Regions from separate parts of the Homo sapiens genome. Here region 1 is linked to region 2. The links are chromatin loops, found by intact Hi-C in ENCODE. Cell type or tissue: GM12878. All regions are shown on one strand. Links, peaks and the distances in the headings refer to the core of each region. The heading gives the core; the rest is flanking DNA. Region 1 overlaps LOC102724637 (a long non-coding RNA gene). Region 2 holds the start of MIR3660 (microRNA 3660).

Region 1 (2,925 bases), core at 291-2,790, 82 kb before region 2:
AATTAATAAAGTGATTCATTGCAAAGATCAAATTAAGGATATGATCTTTTAATTCAAGCCTAATAGCCTTAAGATAGCCACCATAAAATTGAGAGAGAAGAAGGTATTAGGAGCAAAGACATTTAGCAAATTAAAGGACAATGTCTAAAAAGAAATCTGGGGTGGACTTCTGGAATATGAAACTTACTGGAAGCATATAGATTTGAAACTTATTAAGTTTGTATGTCAAATGCATTGCCAAAGAAACCACATGACTGGTTGAAAAATCATCTGTCTGCTCAAGACTTAAAACAACTCTTTGGCCCCCAGCCTTTCAAGAGCAGGAAGTGAGCTGAAAACGAAGGTGCTATAGTTAAAAAGGGCACATTCCTAGACATTCACTTCGCATGGGACTACTGAGAACAATGCACAGAGAAATAGAGCAGAATCATTACCTAATTAAGGAAATTCCCACCCATTCCCTGCCCACCCTCTCACTCCCTCAAGATAGGGGGCCATCACCTTATCTATGCAATGGGATTTCAGATGTGCTATGAACCAAGGACTATGGACTGTTTCCAATTCTTTCCTTTTCCTAATTAGAGTATTCCATTGTTGTGTTTAGGGTGGAGGGCAGATACAATTTGTCTTTCAAGTTCATAGGATGCTGGAAAAAATGAAGACATAGTTGGACCTAATTCAGAGGCTCTCATGAGTCCAGAGTTCCTGGACTTTAAGTTGGACTCAGTGACTGAATAAATTTTAGGTTATCTTTCTTTGGAGGGGTTGAGTTTGTTCTCTGAGAAGGATAAGGAAATAAGCGAATATTTTGTGACTGGGAGGTTGGACTACGGCAGAAACATTTAATTGTCAAATATCTGCATGATCTTCTACATTTCCCAGCCTTCTTTACAGTTAGGTTAGAACTACGTGATGAGTCCTGGCCTCTAACAGCTATAAGAAAAAATGACATAAATCATTTCCAGGTTGAGGCAGTTTAGAGTACAGTGATTCCTCTAAAATTCTCTTTTTCTCTTTCATGACCCCCTTGGAACCTATGCATGAGATGGTGGAGGCAAAAAAATAGAGTGAATCATGATCTCAGAGTCACTGCTTAGAAAAAAATCCCTGCTGCCCTTAACCAGGCTTTGCTGTTTTAAGCCACTGCAGTATGGACTAGTCTATTCTTTCTGATACAGTTCTCTAACCAAGAGTTCTAAGTCATCACAACCACTGATGGAGCCAGGAAATATGCCACTGCTATAGGGATTAACTACAAACAGAGCTGTCTACTGGTAAGGATGAATTTAAGGTTTCATATAGAAATTATTAGAGTGTATGTTGCAAAGACTTGAAAAAAAATGACCGTGTAAGAAAGATTTCAATAGACCACCACACTTGTTCTCCTCTCAGAAAAGGGATATAGCAAAAATGTTGCCTCTTGACATTATATTCATTAGCAGCTGGAAAGATCATTCAGTTATTTACATAGGATTTTCAAACCATAAGCATCTCCCATATCCGACCATGCTGTCATATTTTCTGCAGCAAAGGAAGAACTTCATCTCCCCAACCAGCACATAGTACCAAACCCTATATATACTGATTTTCCCCTACATACATACCTATGATGAAGTTTAACTTATAAATTAGGCACATTAAAGATTAACAATAAAGAATAATAATAAATAAAACAATTATAACTGTATACTGTAATGAAAGTTTTGTGAATGTGGTCTTTCTCTCAAAATATCTTAGCGTACTCATCTATTTTCAGACCACAGCTGACCACGGTTGACTACGGGTACTAAAACCATGAAAGTGAAACCTTGCATAAGGGAGAGGGATTACTTTACTAAAGGATCTTTTTGCTTCAACTCTCTCCATTTTTCTCTTCTCGACCTCTACCATAGGTATTTGAAAATTCTCCTCCTTTTAGGAACACTGTGAATTTGAAAGCCAACCACCCTTACTATTCTTATGCTGACAGCATCACATAAGACACAATCTTAAGCAAGTTTTGCTTCTGAGTCCTGGCTATTTGGGCCCTTGAATATCAGCGCTCCCATACGTCCCCACTATTCATTGCTCAGTTCCTCTGCCATTATAACAGCACACTGCATCAACTCAGACCAGCCCAATCAGGAGCTCCAAGAAAATATATCTTCATGCATATTTTATTAAATTGATCTAAGAAAATTTCAAAGAGACTCAAATTCCCATCTTGGTTTCTGCATATACGCCAACTTTTGTAAACATAGTCACATATCATCTGTGTTGATAGAGATACAAAATCAAATCTCAAGGTAGATCCTTCACTCGATGGATTTCTCAAGACAAATTAACACCTCCCTTTGCGCAATATCAGGTCACATTATGGAACATTAATTTTAAGAAAATAAATATGTGTCTAAACATGAGTGTGGAAATATCAGTGACTCTTTGTTTAAATACACCTTGACCTACGTTCCAAAAATCTCCTATAAACGTGAACTGCTTCATTTTCTCCATGAAAGTGGTTGTTGGAGTCCACAGTTTTAAATATTCAATACCTCTTCTCCTCTTCTGTAATATGTCTACCACATCCTTATAAAAATCAATTTAATAAAAGGGAAATATGAAATACATGTATGTACTTATAAACATACAATAATAAGATGCTGAATGCACAAATCCAAACATTTAATTCAAGAGAAGCCAAATGAAATAAAGAAAATGGAAAGTGGCTCCAGCATTCTCATATCCCTTTCTTGGGTGACCAACTGTTCTGGTTTGCTCTAGACTGAGGAGGTTTCCGGGACATGGGATTTTCAGCACTCAACCAGGAAAATCCCTCCAAACTGGTACTAATTTATTACTCTTCCCTTCATGATTATTAATATGATAACCTTAGTTCTTTGCAAATTGAAAAATATAAATATCGCTTTGCTTTTTATTTCCCTAAAG
Region 2 (2,925 bases), core at 116-2,615:
TAGCAAAGGTCTTCTTTCTCCAAAGCCTGAGAGTCATTGCAAACATCTAGGAATAGTCTTGCAGGAGAGGAAGGAAGGGAAGGAGGTGGGTAGCTCAGTGCTGTTACAGGGAGGTGGCTAGAGACAGGAGCCAGAGGCTGTGATCCCAGTCCCCAAGGCCTATGTGGAGGGGCTTAGAAGTTTTTGCATGCCTCAGTAAGGGTTCAAGGTACTGAGAAGACTGGTGAAATAGCAGAGGCCTGGGGTCAGGACTAAGAAATTGTGGTGAGTTTTTAGTGTACTTGCATGCAAATAACTGGGACCATGAATCTCAGTAGTGGTTGCCTTCATGACAACCAAGGAGGCCAGCTGGGACTAGCAGCACTATCCTCATTGCCACCAATCTACCCAGATGCTATCTGGAGGTGAAAGGAAACCCAAAGAATCTCTTCTTTTTTCAAGAGAAATTGTCTAAAATATGAAGAGACTGGGAGACCATTAATTGTCAAGTTTTCATCCCACCACCCCTCCCTGCACAGTATTCAGTGACATAGAGGTCATGAGAAAGATTAGATTAGTTACTTACAGACTATACCCTTCATTTGCAATTTATAAATTGTGACCGTACCCTATACCTAGAATCTGGAAATTCTATCTCATATATCATTTATCTAAGATCTGTGCCATACATTAAAATGATTTTTCCCAGTTTGTGTGAGTAGTTATATAACCAATAAAATCTACTTTAAAAAGTAAAGACATTTACTATCAGCTTGACTTTATAATAAAACCAAGTTTAATTGTTTGAAAGTTTGATAAGGCATCTGCCCCATAGAAATGTCTTATTAGGCAAAATCTGTAGATGTTGGTCATTTGCTAAAGAGCCCCATTTTCTCCTCTCACCCCAATTTACTGAATGGGTCTGCTAAAAGCATAAGCTTTTTAGTCCCATAAGTAATTTTAAAATGATTATTCTAACTGAACTGCTCCTAAGATTTACTACCTATATTCAAGTGTAAACAAAACACTAGATCTCAGATTCAGTAAGGAACTTTTCCATTTCCTTTCTCTCCATTTAAGCTCAAGGCAGATATTATGATTTTGAAAGTAATATTTATTTGGATAATATCAGAAAACCAACCTAAACAAATTTTTTCTTCTCATGCTATTATTCTGAAACTTCCATGGTTATTTTTGTATACATTTTTCTTTCCCTCTTCCTTACAATCCTTATAACTTTATCCTCACTGGAGTTATTCTGTGTTGGAGCAGATAAACAAAATGAATTCTTACACTGTATTAGCCGAAGGGCAGCAGACATGAGAAGAAAAGAGAAGTGGTGTTCACAGTCGAAGGACGTGCTTTTCAGTAGTGATTCAGACAATTCAGAAAAGCTTACTCATCTCTTTCCTATCTGCTAGTGTGACCACTGTATTCTTCTTTTTCAGATTGCCTTCAGGGTTATCTGCTGTTTGAGTGTCATTACAAAAGTCAGGTCTGCTCAGGATCATGTCAAATAATTTATCCCCATGTCCTCATTTTAACTCCCCATTGCTTCTTCTCAGCCCTGTGCTCTGGGTCCTCACCACACATCAGGTCATAGAAGCTGGGTGCCCCCTCACATTGCTTTCTTTCTTATTATGCATACCAGTGTTATGCAAACCCTACAGGAGTATCTTAGGTTATGCAGTTTTCCCATGACATTTAAAGGAACCCTAAGCCTCTTGTGGGAAGTAAGATAAGGCATCCTTAGAAAGTGTTATCTCTACAGTTTACTACATTGGGATTACTATTCACTCAACTAAATATGATTTCAAAAAGTTAATTGTATTTTCTAGATATCTTAAAAAGAAACCATACATTTTTAAAAACATGCTGCTTTAACTTTGTCTAGAATCTTACTCCCTGCCCCCAAATTTAACAGCTTAGCTTTTCCATTGCTTAAGTAAGTGCCTTGTATTTGAATAATACAGCTTAATCAGATTTTTGAAAGCTTTTATTACATCGTTTTAAAGTGGCATAAATAATGTAAAGTAAGCCTAATTTCACATTAGACACCTTCTATGGCGGCTTATGAAGCTCAAGTTTTTTTAGTTTTTTTTTTTTTTTTTTTTTTTAATTAAGGCGATTCCAGCAGTCATTTCTGACTCTGTGGCATCTTTCTGCAAATCCTGTCCACTTTACTGCTATACCGAGGTTCATTTGTGTCATTCAAATCTTTGCTCTTTAAATATCCACTTATAAATTTATTATGGCAATACATTCATATCTTTACATTTAATCTGAAACTTCGGTAACAAGCAGGAGATGGAATAAATGAGTAGCAGACACACTTGACAAAGTCAAAATGCTCTCCTGTCAGTGCCCATATGAACTATTACAATGACAGAAGAGCATTTTAATTTTGTCCAGTTCTTCTTTCTCCTTTTCACTCTGCATTTCTCCTTCTCCAGCTGGCTACGGAAACTTTGATAAAAGATCCAGACTTTAAATGCCCAATATCCTCAAAAAAATGTCAGAGAATGTTTTAAAATCATAGATTTTGAATGACACAGATGAACTTCACTTGCAGCACTGCTGCAGTGGGGAATTTATCATTTTGTTAATTAAGAAGGGTTTTCCAATAGTCACTCCAGAAATTGCCTCTGGAATATCATTAATTAACAATCTTACTTCCACCATGGGAGGGAGGAATGAGGCCGAGCAGCAAAACTCACAAAAGGACTAACTTAAAATACACACACACACACACACACACACGCATTTGAAAAGCACCAGACAAATCTGGAAAAGAGGAGGGGAATGAATTACTTAACACAAATATTATAGGATCAACAGAGCTAACAAAAAATCCAATTCATAGCATTTAAAGCTATCTTAGTTCACAGGCCTTATGCTAGTCCCGAAATAAAGTCAACAATTTAGAAACTCTATCTGAACTAAATA

Evidence for each region. Peaks named below come from ENCODE experiments on the same cell type or tissue, not always from the same donor. Only the 100,000 strongest peaks of a DNase experiment are listed, where the experiment ranks them.
Region 1: it touches region 2 in a loop (5-fold over the local background); 4 of 110 quality-filtered maps call a loop at or near these places.

What each region holds. Positions count from the first base shown.
Region 1 is chr5:89,932,488-89,935,412 of GRCh38, forward strand. All of the region lies in intron 2 of LOC102724637 (a long non-coding RNA gene), which reads left to right. Among named protein-coding and RNA genes, the nearest start is that of MIR3660, 83 kb to the right of the region's middle. In GM12878, for the core only: no CTCF peak of the experiment used is centred there; a DNase peak (open chromatin) is centred at 1,794.
Region 2 is chr5:90,014,320-90,017,244 of GRCh38, forward strand. It overlaps MIR3660 (microRNA 3660), which reads right to left and starts at 2,401; the gene lies at 2,302-2,401. RefSeq lists an enhancer at 392-441. In GM12878, for the core only: no CTCF peak of the experiment used is centred there; DNase peaks (open chromatin) are centred at 362 and 1,412; H3K27ac peaks cover 1,861 bases.